Linked DNA regions of Homo sapiens: region 2 is linked to region 1. A link is a loop called in an ENCODE intact Hi-C map of the cell type or tissue named here. Cell type or tissue: OCI-LY7. All regions are shown on one strand. Links, peaks and the distances in the headings refer to the core of each region. The heading gives the core; the rest is flanking DNA. Region 1 holds the start of LOC124905015 (a long non-coding RNA gene). Region 2 overlaps RUNX1 (RUNX family transcription factor 1).

Region 1 (5,379 bases), core at 307-5,306:
AGTCTAGACTGAGAAGGCCGCTATCCTCATACCATTAATATATCTCTCTGGATTGAAAGCAAATGATCAGGGGAGATTGGAAAGCCTTTCCTTCTGATTTTCCCCCTCCCTTCCCCCTGGTGCAATCCCGACAATTATCTGGAGTCTCATGCACAGGCTTGGAGTTGAAGAACCCACACCAAGTTCTCCATATGTTTCGCATGGGGAGAAGGGAGGTTGCTCTTTGTGCACGTTCATCCTGGCTGGTGCACAAGCATACACACACACTCGCATCCTCATGGGCATCACGGCAGTTCTCAGGAGCATTTCCTCCCAACAGGAAGCACACTGACTGACTTCCTCCATGTGGAAGGACTGTCCTCCTCTGAAACCTCTGTGACACTCTGTCATGGCACATTTCTCATGACACTTGGCCCTTATTCCTCATGCAGTCATTCTTTAAGGATCATTTACATTTGGAGGTATAATGCAGTTGACACTCCCTCTTCTATGTGACAAATTACTTTTTTTTTTTTTTTTGAGACAGAGTCTCACTCTGTCGCCAAGGCTGGAGTGCAGTGGCACCTTGTTGGCTCACTGCAACCTTTGTCTCCTGGGTTCAAGCAATTCTCCTGCCTCAGCCTCCCGAGTAGCTGGGATTACAGGTGCCCACCACCTTGCCCAGCTAGTTTTTATATTTTTAGTAGAGACGAGGTTTCACCATGTTGGCCAGGCTGGTCTCAAACCCCTGACCTCAGGTGATCCACCCACCTCTGCCTCCCAAAGTGCTGGGATTATAGGTGTGAGCCACCATGCCTGGCCACAAATTACTTTTAGCAGTACTCATATAATAATTGTGATCTACAACATTAATTTCAATTTTTAAAATACCACTTAAATTCTGTACCTACACCATGTGGGAACTAATATTTGCGCCTACCAAGCAAAATTATCACGCCTTGTAGTTTACACTCGGTTTCATTATTTTAAGTTTTCAGTTTCATTGTTTTAACTTTTAAACATTAAAAATCCAAAGGGACACATAGAACAAAAAAATATGTAATTCAAGCTCGATTTTTTGGACTTTATAATCAGAGTGTTATCATCAACTATTTTGAATCCGCCCTTTAAATCCAAGAATGTTATATGGGTTGGAGATAAGAATAGACCTCAATTAGTGACAAACTTAGACTCTCAAAACAAATACATGCAGCTGAGTCCTTAGGGAACACTATATAACTGGAGTTCTGGAATTAACTTCCCTGTAGAACCAAATGTTTATTAAAGGACAGCTAATAAAGATGTGCTAATTGAAGTTGACATAGATATTATTATCGAAACTCAACAGTAATTGCAGCAGTTATTTATAACTCAGACCAGAGGTCAGCAAACATTTTCTGTTAAGGACTAGATAGTAAATAGTTTATTCTCTGTGGCCATCTGGCCTCTGTCACGACTACTCAACTTTGCCGTTGTAGCATGAAAGAAAGCTGCCATAGATAATAAATATGTAAATGAATAAGAGTGACTGGTTCCAATAAAACTTTATCACAGAAACAGACAGCCAGCTGCACTGAGCCAAGCCCTAACTTTTTTGGAGAAGCATTTTATCACAGATATTGTTTAGAATTACTGGCTTTTTGTCAGTTTTGTTATTGTTTTTAAATTCTCTACAGAAAACGCACCTCCTACTGCCAAAGCTGGAATGTCACCCACTGTCTGCTCTTGATACTCTATTATCTACTTCTCACTGTGGCATGGGCTCCTGAAGGCAGGCTTGATGTCCAATGCATCTTGGTGGCCCCAGGTCCTACCAGAGGCCCTTGAACATTGGGTGTGCTTAATGGACATTTCTGAAATACATGAACCCAAATGTACCTTAGATTTAAATCAAGTTTTGCATTTGCTAATTACTTTCATATAACTTACTCAATGTACTGCTAGCAGGCTTCTAAAAAAATAATGTATTATGTATACAGTAAACATATCATCTTCACACCACTAAACAACCATCTCCTAATTTCTCAAAGAAAACATATTTATATAAGTAAATGGTATGTAAATTATCATTTATTTGTATAAATAGTATTTGTTGTATACTCTTTATTTATATTTAGTGTTTAATAATAAATGTTACTTAGTAATTAGTATTATTATTATTTAGTAATAAATATCAAATATAAATAAATAGTATATAACAAATACTACTTACATAAGTAGTAATTAAATAAATACATATTTTAAACAACTACTTATATATTTTTAAATAATTAAATATTTATATAAATACTTAGTATTGAAATAATATATAAGATATATATTTTTATTTAGTAACTAAATATTTACATATTTTAAGTAACTAAATGCTTATATAAATACTTAGTATTTATTTAATATATATTTATATACTATATATTATGCCTTTTTCTTTTCTTTTTTTTTTTTTGAGATGGAGTTTCTCTCTTATTGCCCAGGCTGGAGTGCAATGGTGTGATCTCAGCTCACCACAACCTCTGCCTCCTGGGTTCAAGCGATTCTCCTGCCTCAGCCTCCCGAGTAGCTGCGATTACAGGCATATGCCACCATGCCTGGCTAATTTTGTGTTTTTAGTAGAGATGGGGTTTCTCCATGTTGGCCAGGCTGGTCTTGAACTCCTGATCTTAGGTGATCTGCCCCCCTCATCCTCCTAAAGTGCTGGGATTACAGGTGTGAGCCACCACGCCCGGCCTCTTTCTTGTTTCTTTTGCAAATTTAAGGGCGTCAGCACTTCTTCCTCCGACAAATGTTTTATGCCTGATCAGAATTCTTTGTTCTGTCTTCTTTATCCGCTTCACAGACCAGTTTTCTGAAGCCAGGGCTGCCCATCCTCCTGTCTTGTAATTTCAGCCAACTGTGAAGAAGCCTTTGGCCATGTCACATTAAGAGAACAGGTGCTGCTGCGTCACCCTCTCCTCAGCCACCACGTTCCCCACACTGGCAGGTGCTCCCTCTCCTAAAACAGACACCTGTTGGCATTTGCCATCAATTTGCTTTGTGCAGTGTTCCAGAAGACATCTGCCCTTTGTCTGAAATCTCCCATTTTCTGAAGTCTATTAATTCCTTCTCCTGGGATATGTTTCCTCTTGGCCATCAGTTTTTTTGCAGGATGTGTGCAGACATCTGTTTGCATTTGCTTTCCTGAGACCTAGCAGAGTGTAGGTTAGAAGCAGACCGTCCAGAGCCAGCACAGTGGAGTCGAAGGCTAACTTCTGCTTTTTAGCTGGGTGCCCTTGAGAAAATGCCCTCTTTAAGTCTCAGTTTAGTTTGTCTTTAAAATGAGGACACTAGTCCCTGTTTCGTAGAGTCAATATGGAGATTCAATGAAATCGCATATGCAAAACACCTGATCTAGCACCTGCACTTAAAAGGAGCTCGGCACGTGATATGTTAATGTTATTCTCAGGGCTGCCATATCTGGCTGTGCGGTTTGTGTACTGCACAAAAGCACCTATCCAAAGGAAGTGGGCAGAGGGTGAAAGCGTTGGTTTCTGTCATTAATCTGCCTAGAGGATTCTCCTTTTTAAGTTTGTCTTCCTGGATGGTTATCTTTTGTTTAATTAATCTGCCAGGAAGGATGGCCTTTGTGACTATAGGGAGGTGCTCCCTATAAGCCTTTTATTTCTCCTCTCACTCCCAGGCCCCTCCTTTCATTCTCTCTAGGATCTCTTTCAAAAGCTTTACCCTCACCGGTGAAAGACAAACCCTACATGAAACCCAGACATGGTGGTTAGCCCCTGTTCTTCCTCAGGCGGAGAGGGGCTGTCTACAGTTCAGGTAGGTCACAGCTATCAACCGTGCCACCCTGTGCCGGGGAGGAGTCCCAATGTCTTTCTCTAGCTCGTGGTTGGGTGGAAGAGTGAGATGTGAAAAGAAACAACATCCTTGAAGTGGGGAGTTTAAGGAGGACTTGGGGGGGTCACACACAATGCTCTCAGAGCCAGCAGAGGGGCCCCTGCTAGGCCGGGATGTGGATTTACCTTCAGGGAGGAAGCCACACTTGTTTTGAATCTTAGCCCATGGGGAAGAAATGCCCAGGTATAGTTAGATTGAAGAAAGCACTCCAGGCAGAGGGAATTTGGGATATTTTTAAAAAGTCTAGATCAGCAGGGTTATGCACCTGGCTAAGGAAGAGGTCCCATACATAGTTTTACCAGAACTTTTGAATTCTCAAGCCTCCCTTGTTTTTACACTGTTCCCTGAAGTGGGCAGGACTGGTGTTGCCGAAGCCCCTCACTCTGAGAGGTGAGCAGAGTGGGCTCTGGGACCTGCCTCTTCGGCTGAGGGCTTTGGGGTGAGTCAGTTCCCGAACAGTTCTCAGGCCTTGCTTGACCCCAGGCCTGGACTTTACTCCAGCTCAGCACTGCTGTAACCCGATCTCTGTGGCCACTTGCAGAAGGGCCAAAACCCTGTTCCCAGAAGAGATGCCAGTGCCCAGAGGGCAGCTTCTCTCTGGTCAGTACCTTTACCCCAGTTCACGTAGGAAAACAGCACTTCTGAGTTCAGCAGAAGCTGTCTCTCGGCTTTCTCCAGGAACTGGGGTCAGGAAGTCATTATTTTGTACGGATTACTTTTCCCCCTAAGTGAAAGTCCAGAGAGACTCAGGGGAACCTTTTTCTTAGTTTTCTCATCGCTGAATTGCAGGCCCATGCAAAGAATCACCCCCAGAGCAGCAGCTGGGGACAAAATCCACTCAGCATAGTGTAATACCATGTCACTTAGAAAGAGCTCCAGCCCCTCCTCACTGGAGCAAATCCCATCTGCTGGCCCCACACTCAGAATCTTTAATGGCCCCTCATAGATGGCTGGGTGCAGGCCACCGCCTTGAAGAGCAGCAGAGCCAGGGGTTAAGTGCATGAGTCCTCTTCTCCGGAGACCATTCTGCCTTCACTAGCTGTGTAACCTGGGGCAAGTTATTTAGTCTTTCTGATTCTTACTTTTCTCTTTTGTAAGATGGGCTGATACTACCACCTGCCCCTCAGAGCCACTGTGAGTAACCTGTGAGATCATGCATGTAAGATATTTAGCATTCTGCGTCGCATACAGCAAGCCCAACATACATGTTGGCTATTTCTTCCTTAAATATGTATTGATATTTCAAGTGATGAAAGTAGTACTTGCGCAATACAAAACAACTGAAAAATACTAGACTGCGTATAAGAGGAAAAAAGACAAACATGTCCTCTTCCCATTCTCTCCCCAAAGAGCTGACAAGTGTTCAAAACTTCATATATCTCCTTCTAGTCCATTATCCATGCACGTGAAGTCTTAAAGGTGTATGCACGTTTTTCTCTTTTCCACAAAATAAAAATATAACATACAAGTTATCCTGTAATTTGCTCTTTCTGCCTTACGTATGGTAGA
Region 2 (5,379 bases), core at 331-5,330, 200 kb after region 1:
CTGTCACTCAGGCTGGAGTGCAGTGGCACGATCTCGACTCACTGCAAGCTCTGCCTCCCAGGTTCACGCCATCCTCCTGCCTCAGCCTCCTGAGTGGCTGGGATTACAGGTGCACACCGCCATGCCCGGCTAATTTTTTGTATTTTTAGTAGAGACATGGTTTCACCGTGTTAGCCAGGATAGTCTCGATCTCCTAACCTCGTGATCCACCCGCCTTGGCCTCCCAAAGTGCTTGGATTACAGGCGTGAGCCACCGCACCCGGCCTCACCAGTGGTTTTTACCTGGAAGAAGGAGGCAGTGTGAGGAGGAAGGGGGTCATTTGGCACTGTCTGGAGACATTTCTAGTTGTCACAACTCAAGGGATAGAGGGGACTGTACTAACATCCAGTAGGCAGATGCCAAAGATGCTACCAAACAGCCCACAATGCGCAGAACAGAAATGTGATCGTGACAAGGTTGACAAATCCAACCTCGTACTATTACCAGGATCGTGGTTGTAGGACTTGCCAGAGTCCTAGAAGCAGAGTTGGGGGCACCACTGAAGTGGTGAGGAGGGTGCCAGGTGACCAATAGAACCATGCCAGAAGCCCAAGACGGAAGAAATTCCTACAGAGGTCAAAAGATCCCCTTAAGAGAGAAGCTAAGCACTAGGACCAGCAAGCTGGACCAGGAAGAGCAGTAGGCCTGTGATTGGGATGGTAGTGAAGGTGCCTGAGGCAAGGAATGGCTAGGAACACTAGGAAGCATTTCTCCAGAAAGATACCTCGCCAAGGGCTGGGGCCCTGTAGGTTGCCAGCACCAACCGTGTTCCAGGCTCTCTCAGGTGGTCTCCATAACTACCCCACTCACCTGCCCAATGCCTTAGAAGCCAACATTGTTATGCTGGCTCTGTTAATGAAAACACTGAGGCTCAGAGTTTAGATAACAAAAATTTTGAAGCTCAGAAAGGCTAAAGAAGAAAACCAAGGTGACACGGCCAATGATGCTAGCTGTGTTAGGATCAGAACTGAGGTGTATTGGCTGCTTTCCACTAAACCATGTTAAGCTAACTTACTAGTATACTACTGTTCTTTCAGTCTGCTTCATTATATGTAATACACTTGAAATTTCCTTTAACTTGAGCTTGGAGTTGGGCATTTGAGTTGACAACCCATCAGGCAGAAAGGAAGAAGGGAAGCCAGCCAGAGTGGAAGAGATGGTGGAGCAGAGATGGTGGAGAGAGGCCACCAAGAGCTCCATCACTAGGCAGTGAGTGTGAAGGGCAAGCATCCATCGTTTGGCTCATAGGTTTGGTGACCTTGATTTCAAGTGGAAAATTAACTATATTAAACAAAAAGGAACCCCTCTCCAATTCACACTGCAGACAGATGAGCTAGGGGTCTACACTCCCTTTTTCCCACTTCCTCTGTGTCTTTGATGACTGTATAACCAGATTCTCATGACACTCTCACCACTACCCCATTTCTCTTCCCAGCTTCTTCTGATCCTAGACCCATAGAGAGTGTCCCTGCTTAATAACACTCTGTAAAACATGTTGGTGATAGATAAGCCATCGGTAAATTTACTGAATGATCCATGTGGACATGACACTGCGTTAGAAAGTAGTCTTGAACATAAAGATTATATAGCATGAAATGGCTTCAGAGAACTTACTGTCTGGTCAGGGAGGCAAAGCCTAAGCATGAGAAATATTCAGTCAACAAAATGAGAATCGAGTGGCCTATCATTAATACCACAGCAGTGGCAGACCAGGAAAGTAACTGCTTGCTGAGTGGGAAGCCATGATCTGAAGAGAGTTCGGAGAGGAAGATGGAAGTCATTTTATTCCAGGGCTGGGGAAAGACAGAGGAGAAGAAATGAATGAGGCAGCCAGGTGGCTCCAGGAGTGCTCAGAGGGCAGTGAGGAAGTCACTGAGGCTCGCCTGTGAACAGCAAAATTGAAGCCAGGTCTTTGAATGCTGCAGTGAGAAGGTTGAACTTAAACCTGCAGACCAGGGACTCCTAAACTTGGCAGTACATAAGAATCCTCAAAGCGTTTGTTAAAATGCAGGTTCCCGGCACCCACCCTGAGAAACCATGATGAGTGAGGCAGAGAGGCCCAAGAATCTGCATCTTAATAGCCCTGTAGTCCCAGCCATACTTTAAGAACCTTTCTGTAACAGGAAGTCTTTGACTGGTTTTGATGAAGTCTAAATGAAATCTTCAGGAAACTTCAGGCCTAAGCAAAACTGAGCAGAACCTATTTTTACAGCTGACAACTGGCACTGCCTCTGGAGGGACCTCTATGTTCTAGCTGCTGTCTGGAGATTTTATTCATATACCATGGATTTCTTAGTCTAGTCTCTCAGTTCTCAGATACTACTACTAATTAAACATGACTCAGAAACATGCATTTTTAAATGTAGGCCACAAGATCCTAAAGCCAGTCTGAGATAACATTGGATCTAGAATATTCAAATATGGGCTCCAAATTCTGTACCATTACACAAAACCATTCAACTTCTGAAAAATGTGGACACGTGTGAGTTCTACCTGCAAGATGCAAATGTTTCATTGATAGGAAAGAACCTGTGGTTGGGCTGGGGTTTGTGTGTGTGTGTTTATATTTATTTGCCACATCCCACCCTTCCTCCCCCATCTCTTGGCTCAGAACCTAACTTCAACTCTCCCGAATCCCCAAGGCCACTCCCAACTAGGATTTTTTAAATACCTTAACCATTTCAAACTTTCCTTCCCTTTGGAACCTAAAGGAATTTCATTTTCCATTTTCCATTAGCAAGGTGGCTCCAGTTAAACCAGGGCCTCAGGAATAAATACAGCTTGGTTTAAATATTTGCACATCTATTAGGTTTTACTCTAAAGCAGACTGTCCCGACGACGCCTTGCTATTCACAGTGTGGTCTTTGGACTGGCAGCATCACTACCACCTGGGAACTTGTTAGAAGTGCAGAATCTGAGGCCTCAGCCCAGACCTGCTGAATCATCGTCCCCATTTGCTCAAGAGCCCCGTGATTGGCCTGATTTTCATGCACATAAAAGTTTAAGGAGCCCTGCCTAAATCTCCCGCCTCCAAGCTGTCCCCGAAATGTTGGCCTCTCTGCCTCTGGACGCTTGCAGAGATGGGGTAGTGGAATCAGTTTCATGTGGGGGTAGGGTGCGGGCTTCACCCCCTCCCTTCGCCCCCTGCCCCTCCACCCTGCCCTTCTTGATGCTCTCCCAGCGGCTGCACCTGCAGAGTTTTCACTTCTCTGGGAAGCCTCTTGACACAGACCCCGTCCTTGCCTCTAGGGTGGGGCCGCTCTACTTCTTTTCTTTCAAAGAGCCTGGGATGCTGACAGCCTCAGATGGAGGCATCCTGTTTGTCGAAAAATAAACCGGCAGTTAAAGCAGGGTTGCGAGAGCGAGAAAACCACAGGCCTGCGCGCCGCTGATAACGCGCGGGCAGGCAGCTTTTGCAGAAGTTCCGTCGCTGCGGCGCGCTGCGCACCAGAGCTGCGCCACCGCCTCCCTTCCTGTCTGGGCCGCTCGCGTCCCCGCCGTTTCTGGCTGTTGCTTTCTGCGTCGCTCTTTCAGTTACTTCGCCCATTGCTTTTTCTAAAGGATCCCCTTGCTGCTCCGCCATGAGGGATGGATCCACCAACAAGTCCCCGGGCGGATGCGCGCAGATCCTGGACCCATAGGAGGCCAAAATTTACGAGCTGTCATGAAAATGACACCGTTTAAGAGAAGCTGAAGTTGCTTTCTCTTCTGCAGTATGTAATGCTTTGACCTGGTTAAAATAAATAAATAAATAACAATTTAAAAAGAAAGAAAGAAATACAGAAAGACTACATCCTCATGAGGCCTGTAATGCCAAAATGAAAAGGGACCCCAAAGTGCAATATCCAGATTGCTTTTCTTCTTGGAGAGAGTTGACCTGGCCTGATTCTATGCGGTGAATAACTAATTATCAATCTTCCCCTTTTGAGGGGTATTAAAGCCTCTTTCCCCATTTGCCTGTTATCAGATAAGCTAGGCAGATGAGAAGTCAGTGGGTAACCACAGGTATAACCACGATATTCACTGGAAACCAAAAGATTTGACCCCCCGAGGTAAAGAATGTACTTGAAAATAAACCTGAAAATAGTTTTACAGGAGCTGAAAAACTCAGTGTTCCCGAATCAGTAATACGAACTTCTCTGAGCATTAAAAAGTACAAGCACTCCTAAAAAGGACATCTTGAGTCACAGAAGATGATGCCTGTTGGGGTTGATTGAGTCCCTTTGGAAGAGACCCCTGTGCCACGGTGCACCAGAAAGTCTCCATCATTGTTGGGGCCTCTGCAGTTGTTCCAGCTACCCAGTGCTTTTTTATTATTCTTCTTGTCCGAAAACATAGAGTAGAAACAGTCCATACTCATTCCTTAATCTTCCTGTGTTCATAACGAGCAAGCACCCTAGATGAGTAAGAATCTACCTTATTTTTAAGAATTAGCAGAGAACCATATGAGTTTCCCTTTTCCTCCCCTAGAAACGTCCTCAGGTTGGCTAACTTTCCTATTGAGCAATTCCTCACAGCAATCACTCCGCACACCTCTCATCTGAGAGGCTGTCTTCCCATTCCTATGAGCTTTTCTTCCTCTGTCTCATGGCCTCACTCCTAATTATTCATGTTCTCCTGCTGAAGGCCCCTTGACCTAAATATAGAGACCCGTATATTTTGGCTACTCATGTATAGACCCTAATAATGAATAACTCAACTTTATGGTGACATAAAGGAGGAAAACTCAGGCCAAAGAATGTTTAATTCTTAGGGAAGAAGGAGAGAGCTGGCCAGGGATAGCGTGTGCTGGGTGTTAATAGCCACGTGCATAGCCTGTTGGGGAACTTGGCTCTCTCTTGAATCTGGTGCAGGGCATCGGAACGTCTGGGGGAGGAGCAGATAGGATGCTGCTCAGGTTGAACAGGGCTGGACCATGAGAGCTTTGAATGCACTCAAGAAGGAACTTTCTTCAGTGGGCCGGGGCCAGGCCAGATTGATGAATGATCGATTCCTATTATTTACCTTGAGGTCCTCATGGAGATATTTTAAATGGACTTCTTTCTCATTTATAAACTGTCATAAACAAATGACTAAAAGATGTCTAAGTGGTGACTAGAAAATAATAAACCTCATTTTAGCCATATATTTCAGAATTTACACATCTGTTATTGTAGTGTCCTTCAAAGTCATCCCCTGGGAGGGAGAGGGAGCACCATTCTAACAGCACCATTATTACTTTAAACATCTTCGGATCTGCTTTTTTGAAATGACTTTCAGAGTTAGTTTATTGGCTAAACAAGTAAATCCTCCTTACTTTTAAATCACACCTCATTTTTGAACAAGACAGGTATTGTCAA

What was found. Hi-C counts contacts between places; a loop is a spot of excess contacts. Peaks named below come from ENCODE experiments on the same cell type or tissue, not always from the same donor. Only the 100,000 strongest peaks of a DNase experiment are listed, where the experiment ranks them.
Region 2: it touches region 1 in a loop (6-fold over the local background); 2 of 110 quality-filtered maps call a loop at or near these places.

Annotation. Positions count from the first base shown.
Region 1 is chr21:35,225,513-35,230,891 of GRCh38, reverse strand. It overlaps LOC124905015 (a long non-coding RNA gene), which reads left to right and starts at 3,717. Exons shown (of 2, transcript XR_007067854.1): 1 at 3,717-3,792. In OCI-LY7, for the core only: no CTCF peak of the experiment used is centred there; DNase peaks (open chromatin) are centred at 2,881 and 3,371; H3K4me3 peaks cover 1,827 bases; H3K27ac peaks cover 2,874 bases.
Region 2 is chr21:35,024,948-35,030,326 of GRCh38, reverse strand. All of the region lies in intron 2 of RUNX1 (RUNX family transcription factor 1), which reads left to right. Among named protein-coding and RNA genes, the nearest start is that of RUNX1-IT1, 12 kb to the left of the region's middle. RefSeq lists a cis regulatory region at 3,419-3,436 and enhancers at 3,355-3,499, 3,153-3,655. In OCI-LY7, for the core only: CTCF peaks have their summits at 3,239 and 3,439; DNase peaks (open chromatin) are centred at 2,079, 2,563, 2,976, 3,396 and 1 weaker place; H3K4me3 peaks cover 3,513 bases; H3K27ac peaks cover 4,185 bases.